Regions from separate parts of the Homo sapiens genome. Here region 2 is linked to region 1. A link is an interaction called in ENCODE POLR2A ChIA-PET data of the cell type or tissue named here. Cell type or tissue: Caco-2. All regions are shown on one strand. Each heading gives the region's core, and the rest is flanking DNA. Links, peaks and the distances in the headings are about the cores only.

Region 1 (4,697 bases), core at 787-3,286:
TAAACAAAAATACAACCAAGGACCCTCACAGAGCCCACTTCACTCCCCTGCTACCTCCAACTGGAGCAAGTGCTGTTATCCACGGCTGAAAGACCTGAAGACAGATCACTTCCCCGGACTCTTTGCAGACATTCCCCGGTACCAGCCCAGAGCCTGGTAGCTTCACTGGGTGGCTAGACCCAGAAGAGCAAAAACAATCACTGCAGTTCGGCTCTCAGGAAGCCCTATTCCTAGGGGAAGGGGGAGAACACCACATCAAGTAAGCACCCTGTGGGACAAAAGAATCTGAACAGCAGCCCTTGAGTCCTAGATCTTCCCTCTGACATAGTCTACCCAAATGAGAAGGAAACAGAAAAACAATTATTGTAATATGATGAAACAAGTTTCTTTAACACCCCCAAAAGATCACACCAGCTCACCAGTAGTGGATCCAAACCAAGATGAAATCTCTGAATTGCCTGAAAAAGAATTCAGAAGGTCGATTATTAAGCTAATCAGGGAGACACCAGGGAAAGGTGAAGTCCAACTTAAAGAAATCAAAAACATGACACAGGATATGAAAGGAAAAGTCTTTAGTGAAATACATAGCATAAATAAAAAACAATAATGACTTCTGGAAACCAAGGACACACTTAGAGAAATGCAAAATGCACTGGAAAGTCTCAGCAATAGAATTGAACAAGCAGAAGAAAGAACTTCAGAGCTCAAAGACAAGGCTTTCAAATTAACCCAATTCATCGAAGACAAAAAATAATTTAAAAAATGAACAAGCTGCCAAGAAGTTTCGGACTATGTTATATGTCCAAACCTAAGAATAATTGGTGTTCCTGAGGAAGAAGAGAAATCTAAAAGTTTGGAAAACATATTTGAGGGAATAATCGAGGAAAACTTCCCCAGTCTTGCTAGAAATCTAGACATCCAAATACAAGAATCTCAAAGAACACCTGGGAAATTCATCACAAAAAGATCATCACCTAGGCACATAGTCATCAGGTTATCTAAAGTCAAGACAAAGGAAAGAATCTTAAAAGCTGTGAGGCAAAAGCATCAGGTAACCCACAAAGGAAAACCTATCAGATTAACAGCAGATTTCTCAGCAGAAACCCCACAAGCTAGAAGGGATTGGGGGGGTCCTATTTTTAGCCTCCTTAAACAAAACAATTATCAGCCAAGAATTTTTAATCCAGCAAAACTAAGCTTCATAAATGAAGGAAGATTCAGTCTTTTCCAGACACATGCTGAGAATTTGCCACTACAAAGCCGGCACTACAAGAAGTGCAAAAAGGAGCTCTAAACCTTGAAACAAATCCTCAAAATGCACCAAAATAAAACCTCCTTAAAGCATAAATCTCACAGGACCTAAAATACAATAACACAATGAAAAAAAACACACAGGTATTCAGGCAACAAATAGCACAATTAATAGAATAGTACTTCACATCTCTACACTAACGTTGACTGTTAATGGCCTAAATGCTCCACTTAAAAGATACAGAATGGCAGAATGGATAAGAATTCACCAACCAAGTTTCTGCTGTCTTCAGGAGACTAACATAACACATAAAGACTCACATGAACTTAAGGTAAGGGAAGGAAAAAGATATTCCATGCAAATGGACACCAAAAGCAAGCAGGAGTAGCTATTCTTACATAAAACAAAACAAACTTTAGAGCAAAAGAAGTTTAAAAAGACAAAGAGGGGCCGGGTGCAGTGGCTCATGCCTGTAATCCCAGCACTTTGGGAGGCGGAGGCAGGCAGATCACAAGGTCGAGATCGAGACAACCCTGGCCAATGTGGTAAAATCCTGTCTCTCCTAAAAATACAAAAATCAGCTGGGCATGGTGGTGTGCGCCCATAGTCCCAGCTACTTGGGAGGCTGAGGCAGGAGAATCGCTTGAACTGGGGAGGCAGAGGTTACAGTGAGCCGAGACCTCACAACTGCACTCCAGCCTGGTGACAGAGTGAGACTCTGTCTCAAAAAACAAAACAAAACAAAACACAAAGAGGGACACTATATAATGATAAAAGGACTAGTCCAACAGGAAAATATCACAGTCCTAAATATATACGCACCTAACATTGGAGCTTCCAAATTTATAAAACAATGACTACTACACCTAAGAAATGAAATAGATGGCAACACAATAAAAGTGGGGAACTTCAGTACTCCACTGACAGCACTAGACAGGTCATCAAGAGAGAAAGTCAACAAACAATGGACATAAACTATACCCTACAACAAATGGACTTAAGAGACATTTACAGAACACTCTACCAAACAACTGCAGAATATACATTCTATTCATTGGCACATGGAACATTCTCCAAGATAGACCATATGATAGGACACAAAACAAGTCTCAGTAAATTCAAGAAAACTGAAATTATATCAAGTACTGTCTCAGACTACAGTAGAATAAAATTGGAAATCGAGGAGCCAAGATGGCCGAATAGGAACAGCTCTGGTCTACAGCTCCCAGCGTGAGCAACGAAGAAGACGGGTGATTTCTGCATTTCCATCTGAGCTTTGAAGAGAGCAGTGGTTCTCCCAGTACGCAGCTGGAGATCTGAGAACGGGCAGACTGCCTCCTCAAGTGGGTCCCTGACCCCTGAGCAGCCTAACTGGGAGGCACCCCCCAGCAGGGGCACACTGACACCTCACACGGCAGGGTACTCCAACAGACCTGCAGCTGAGGGTCCTCTCTGTTAGAAGGAAAACTAACAAACAGAAAGGACATCCACACCAAAAACCCATCTGTACATCACCATCATCAAAGACCAAAAGTAGATAAAAACCACAAAGATGGGGAAAAAACAGAACAGAAAAACTGGAAACTCTAAAAAGCAGAGCGCCTCTCCTCCTCCAAAGGAACGCAGTTCCTCACCAGCAACGGAACAAAGCTGGACGGAGAATGACTTTGATGAGCTGAGAGAAGAAGGCTTCAGACGATCAAATTACTCTGAGCTATGGGAGGACATTCAAACCAAAGGCAAAGAAGTTGAAAACTTTGAAAAAAATTTACAAGAATGTATAACTAGAATAACCAATACAGAGAAGTGCTTAAAGGAGCTGATGGAGCTGAAAACCAAGGCTCGAGAACTACGTGAAGAATGCAGAAGCCTCAGGAGCCGATGCGATCAACTGGAAGAAAGGGTATCAGTGATGGAAGATGAAATGAATGAAATGAAGTGAGAAGGGAAGTCTAGAGAAAAAAGAATAAAAAGAAATGAGCAAAGCCTCCAAGAAATATGGGACTATGTGAAAAGACCAAATCTACATCTGATGGGTGTACCTGAAAGTGACGGGGAGAATGGAACCAAGTTGGAAAACACTCTGCAGGATATTATCCAGGAGAACTTCCCCAATCTAGCAAGGCAGGCCAATGTTCAGATTCAGGAAATACAGAGAACACCACAAAGATACTCCTTGAGAAGAGCAACTCCAAGACACATAATTGTCAGATTCACCAAAGTTGAAATGAAGGAAAAAATGTTAAGGGCAGCCAGAGAGAAAGGTCAGGTTACCCTCAAAGGGAAGCCCATCAGACTAACAGCGGATCTCTCGGCAGAAACCCTACAAGCCAGAAGAGAGTGGGGGCCAATATTCAACACTCTTAAAGAAAAGAATTTTCAACCCAGAATTTCATATCCAGCCAAACTAAGCTTCATAAGTGAAGGAGAAATAAAATACTTTACAGACAAGCAAATGCTGAGAGATTTTGTCACCACCAGGCCTGCCTTACAAGAGCTCCTGAAGGAAGCACTAAACATGGAAAGGAACAACCGGTACCAGCTGCTGCAAAATCATGCCAAAATGTAAAGACCATGGAGACTAGGAAGAAACTGCATCAACTAACGAGCAAAATAACCAGCTAACATCATCATGACAGGATCAAATTCACACATAACAATATTAACTTTAAATGTAAATGGACTAAATGCTCCAATTAAAAGACACAGACTGGCAAATTGGATAAAGAGTCAAGACCCATCAGTGTGCTGTATTCAGGAAACCCATCTCACATGCAGAGACACACATAGGCTCAAAATAAAAGGATGGAGGAAGATCTACCAAGCCAATGGAAAACAAAAAAAGGCAGGGGTTGCAATCCTAGTCTCTGATAAAACAGACTTTAAACCAACAAATATCAAAAGAGACAAAGAAGGCCATTACATAATGGTAAAGGGATCAATTCAACAAGAAGAGCTAACTATCCTAAATATATATGCACCCAATACAGGAGCACCCAGATTCATAAAGCAAGTCCTGAGTGACCTACAAAGAGACTTAGACTCCCATACATTAATAATGGGAGACTTTAACACCCCACTGTCAACATTAGACAGATCAACGAGACAGAAAGTCAACAAGGATACCCAGGAATTGAACTCAGCTCTGCACCAAGCAGACCTAATAGACATCTACAGAACTCTCCACCCCAAATCAACAGAATATACATTTTTTTCAGCACCACACCACACCTATTCCAAAATTGACCACATAGTTGGAAGTAAAGCTCTCCTCAGCAAATGTAAAAGAACAGAAATTATAACAAACTATCTCTCAGACCACAGTGCAATCAAACTAGACCTCAGGATTAAGAATCTCACTCAAAACCTCTCAACTACATGGAAACTGAACAACCTGCTCCTGAATGACTACTGGGTACATGACGAAATGAAGGCAGAAATACAG
Region 2 (4,697 bases), core at 1,174-3,673, 260 kb after region 1:
CCTCACTCTGGGGTCAGAGCTGGGAGGAAGGTGGGTCTGGCCAGGCCTCTCCCTGCATATGAAGCAACCACCCGTAGCTCTCCCATGGACACTTTGAGTACTCCCCAAGCATGAACTGGAAGCTCTATTTGCTTCCTCCTGGCCCTTCCTCACAATCTTTCTTTTCTGTTTCCTCTCTCACTCTCCAAGTCCTTTCCCTTCCATGTCTTCCTTGTGAACAAGGTTACACCAATAAGGCAAAAGTAAAAATGTTGCTATGTTGCTGTTTCCTCCCCAGCTATGAGCCTATTCGCCTCAGTTCAGTTACTCCTCATGGCTTCCAGGGCCAGCAAGTTCTGCTGAGCAGAAAAGACAGTCGATCAGCTGGTTACTTTGTCTCAAAAGACCCAAATAGTAAGTTTGACCATTGTCCTCTGCTTTCATTGACCAGATAAAACCAGGTGATTCAGGTCAAAATGATTGAAAATGACATGTATATACCGGGCGCAGTGGCTCATGCCTGTATTCCCAGCACTTTGGGAGGCTGAGGCAGGCGGATCATTTGAGGTCAGGAGTTTGAAACCAGCCTGGCCACCACGGTGAAACCCCATCTCTACTAAAAATACAAAAATTTAGCCAGGTGCGGTGGCGTGCTCCTATAATCCCAGCTACTTGCGTGGCTGAGGCAGAAGAATCGCTTGACCCCAGGAGGGAGAGGTTGCAGTGAGCCGAGATCACGCCACTACACTGCAGCCTGGGTAACAGAGCAAGACTCCATCTCAAAAAAACAAAAAAAGAAAGAAAGAAAAAATGACATGTACAAATACTCTTTTTTTTCTCCCTTCCCAACTCATGATACACTGCATTATTCATTCAGATTGTGTTATTCATTCCTTATTCCACCATGAAATATGGCATAAAATAATCTCAGACCTTGTATTGGGTGGTCCCTTTACACTAAGTCTCCTTCCCCATATTCCAAATTCAATTAAGTAGTCAATCTGGAAAGACATACTGAAATCAGTTATGATGAAGGCAGCACACTAGCCACTGAAAAGATTCAAAAGGGCAGAAAAAGAGCTTATGGACAAGACAAGTGGATAAAGCGCAACACATAAATAGATCATAATAAGCAAAGCAGTATAAGGCTAAAGAAGTGACAGATAAGAGGAGAGCAGTCACCGTGGGCTGGAGTGTCTCAGAAGGCTCTGGCCTTGAAGATACATAGGAGGGCATTAAAAATAGATAAAAGTTTAAAAAATAATCCTGCTTTACCTTCTGTTACATCATTTAATCCCTATAGCTACCCAGCAGGGGAGGTGGTTCAGGCAAATCTTCCCATTGTCAGGCGGGTTCAGTTCAAGGAAACCAAATGTTTCCTGCCACACACCAGGAAGGGATGTTCAAAGAGGCCAGTTGCTTTCACCAATGTTATGCAGCATGTCAATGCCAGAATCAGGGCTGGAGCCAGGTTTCCAAACTCCATAGTTGGTGCTCTGGTCATTGAATGAGAGAGATCGACAAGGATTTCCAGGCAAGTGCATTCAGGCAGAAAGGCCCAGAGGCACAAGGGAGAGGAGCCAAGAAAAGTGGGCACCCATTCTCATTCTTATAGGACATGTATGCACACATGTGCATGTGCACACACACACATGCACACTACATTTTCCTCAAATTACACTTCTGCCTGAGAGAGTATGAACAAGCAAAGCCTTATGCACGCATCAACGACACCAGGATTCAAGAGGACAGCTTTGACCTCTAGGCTCTTGCCCCCCCATAGGAATTGAGCTCCAAATTCATTCAGCAGGATTAGTATGATGATAGAAAAGCTTGCATTTGAGGCCGGGCATGGTGGCTCATGCCCATAATCCCAGCACTTTGGGAGACCAAATTGGGCAAATCGCTTGAGGTCAGGAGTTCGAGACCAGCCTGGCCAACATGGCGAAGCCCTGTCTCTACTAAAAAATACAAAAATTAGCCGAGCGTGGTGGTGCCCATCTGTAATCCCAGCTATGCGGGAGGCTGAGGCAGGAGAATCACTTGAACTTGGGAGGTGGAGCTTGCAGTGAGCCGAGATTGCGCCACTGTACTCCAGCCTGGGCAACAGAGCAAGACTCAGTCTCAAAAATAAATAAATAAATAAATAAATAAATAAATAAATAAATAAATAAATAAGCTTGCATTTGAGTTTGTCTGACTTTATGTCAGAAACTCATAGAAGAAGTAATAGTGTAATAACTCTGTTTAGCCAAATAAATAAATGGAGCTTTATCAATCCATGCAAAGTTATGCACATTATCCCAGAGCTGATAGTTTCAGCCATACACAAGAGAATTATCACCAAGACAAGCAATTTGTTCTAGGAGCAGTAAATTGTGGGGTGAGTAGTTTACTTCAGTCATTGGTCTGGGCCTTCCAAATGGACAAGACTCCACCGTCGGGTGACCAGCCTGGATACGCTATCACTGGGAGCTGTTACAAGCCCAGCTGATGTGAACAGAAAAGGAATGAGTGTGACCTGCCAAGAGATACCGGACAGTGGCCTCCACTTTCTCTGCCTAGGTCGGCCAGTCTCCTTATCGGCACAGTCAGGATAATAAAACTCCAGGTTTATTTGGATCCCTCAGAGGACACTGCCACGTGGGAACAACTGAGCTGTCATCTTGGACTTTACTCCCCAGCAGACTCAGTGGGGAAAGCGGGGAACATTCTGGGGACCTCGGTAGAGGGGCTTCAGACCTGGATAGATTCCCAAGCAGGGTAAAGTTCAACTTCCTCCAGGATATTTCTTTCCGCTGCTGCTGGGTTTTGCAATGTCCTCCCTTCATATTATCTAGAAATCCAGACCCTCTGCTTTTTTTTTTTTTTTTTTTTTTTTTTTTTTTTGAGATGAAGTCTCACTCTGTTGCCCAGGCTGGAGTGCAGTGGCACCATCTCAGCTCATTGCAACTTCTGCCTCCCAGGTTCAAGCAATTCTCCCTGTCTCAGCCTCCCGAGTAGCTGGGATTACAGGTGCCAGCTACAACACCCGGCTAATTTTTGCATTTTTAGTAGAGATGGGGTTTTTTGTCATGTTGGCCAGGCTGGTCTTGAACTCCTGACCTCAGGTGATCCGCCCGCCTCGGCCTCCCAAAGTGCTAAGATTACAGGCGTGAGCCACTGTACCCAGCCTATTTTACGATTTTATAAGTTACAGACAAATTATAACAACGGAAAATAGGCTGGGCACAGTAGCTCACACCTGTAATCCCAGCATTTCGGGAGGCCAAGGCGGATGGATCAGTTGAGGTCAGGAGTTCAAGACCAGCCTGGCCAACATGGTGAAACCTCGACTGTACTAAAAATACAAAAATTAGCCGGGTGTGGTGGCAGGCACCTGTAATAACAGCTACTCAGGAGGCTGAGGCACGAGACTTGCTTGAACCTGGGAGGCAGAGGTTGCAGTGAGCTGACATCACACCATTTCACTCCAGCTTGAGTGACAGAGCAAGAGTCCATATCACAAAAAAAAAAAAGGAAAATAATTATCATTTAAACACATGCAAACAAACTCCATCCAGTGGAGTGACAATTCTCCCACTTCACCACCACCACCATTAAGGAAAAACCTGTTTTAGGCTGGATGTGGTGGCTCACGCCTGTAATCCCACCACTTTGGGAAGTTGAGGCAGGTGGATCACCTGAGGTCAGGAGTTCAACACCAGCCTGACCAACATGGTGAAACCCTGTCTCTACTAAAAATACAAAAATTACCCAGGCATGGTGGATTATGACCACGTGCCTGTAATCCCAGCTACTAGGGAGGCTGAGGCAGGATAATTGCTTGAACCCAGGAGGTGGAGGTTGCAGTGAGCCAAGATTGCACCACTGCACTCCAGCCTGTGCTACAGAGCCAGACTCCGTCTCAAAAGAAAAAAAAAGTTTCACCTCCACTACACCTTTATTTTAATATTCCCAATCTTCTTTGGATTGTCCTTTTTTTTTGAGTCTCCCTCTGTCACCCAGGCTCGAGTGCATGGCACAATCTCGGCTCACTGCAATCTCCTCCTCCTGGGTTCAAGCAATTCTCCTGCCTCAGCCTCCTGAGTAGCTGGGATGACAGGCACGCGCCACCACACCTGGCTAATTTTTATATTTTTAGTAGAGACAGGGTTTCACCATCTTGGCCAGGCTGGTCTCTAACTCTTGACCTCAGGCGATCCACGCACCTGGGCCTCCCAAAGTGCTGGAATTACAGGCATGAGCCACCGCACCTGGCCTGGATTGTCCTTTGTTTTTGTTTTGTTTTGTTTTATTGTTTTTTGAGACACAGTCTCACTCTGTCACCCCGGCTGGTATGCGGTGGCATGATCTCAGCTCACTGCAACCTCTGCTTCCCGAGTTCAGGTGATTCTCCTGCCTCAGCCTCCAAAGTAACTGGGATTACAAGTGCATGCCACCATGCCTGGCTAATTTTATATTTTTAGTAGAGACAGGATTTCACCAGCCTTGGCCTCCCAAAGTGCTGGTATTACAAGCATGAGCCACCACACCTGGCCTGGATTGTCCAGTTTTCTTCTTAACTAGTTAAATATAATCTTTTTTTTTTTGAGACAGGGTCTCGCTCTGGTGCCCAGGCTGGAGTGCAGTGGTGTGATCGTGGCTCACTGTAGCGTTGATTTCCAGGCTCAGCGATTCTCTCACCTCGGCCTCCAGAGCAGTTGGAACCATAAACA

Evidence for each region. Peaks named below come from ENCODE experiments on the same cell type or tissue, not always from the same donor. Only the 100,000 strongest peaks of a DNase experiment are listed, where the experiment ranks them.
Region 2: POLR2A ChIA-PET joins it to region 1 with 6 read pairs; 2 of 35 experiments call an interaction of 5 or more read pairs at or near these places.

Annotation. Positions count from the first base shown.
Region 1 is chr18:49,774,299-49,778,995 of GRCh38, reverse strand. No RefSeq gene overlaps it. Among named protein-coding and RNA genes, the nearest start is that of ACAA2, 37 kb to the left of the region's middle. In Caco-2, for the core only: no CTCF peak of the experiment used is centred there; no DNase peak of the experiment used is centred there.
Region 2 is chr18:49,512,639-49,517,335 of GRCh38, reverse strand. The region is part of intron 2 of LINC02837 (long intergenic non-protein coding RNA 2837); the gene reads right to left. Among named protein-coding and RNA genes, the nearest start is that of LINC02837, 16 kb to the right of the region's middle. RefSeq lists an enhancer at 1,048-1,662. In Caco-2, for the core only: no CTCF peak of the experiment used is centred there; a DNase peak (open chromatin) is centred at 2,575.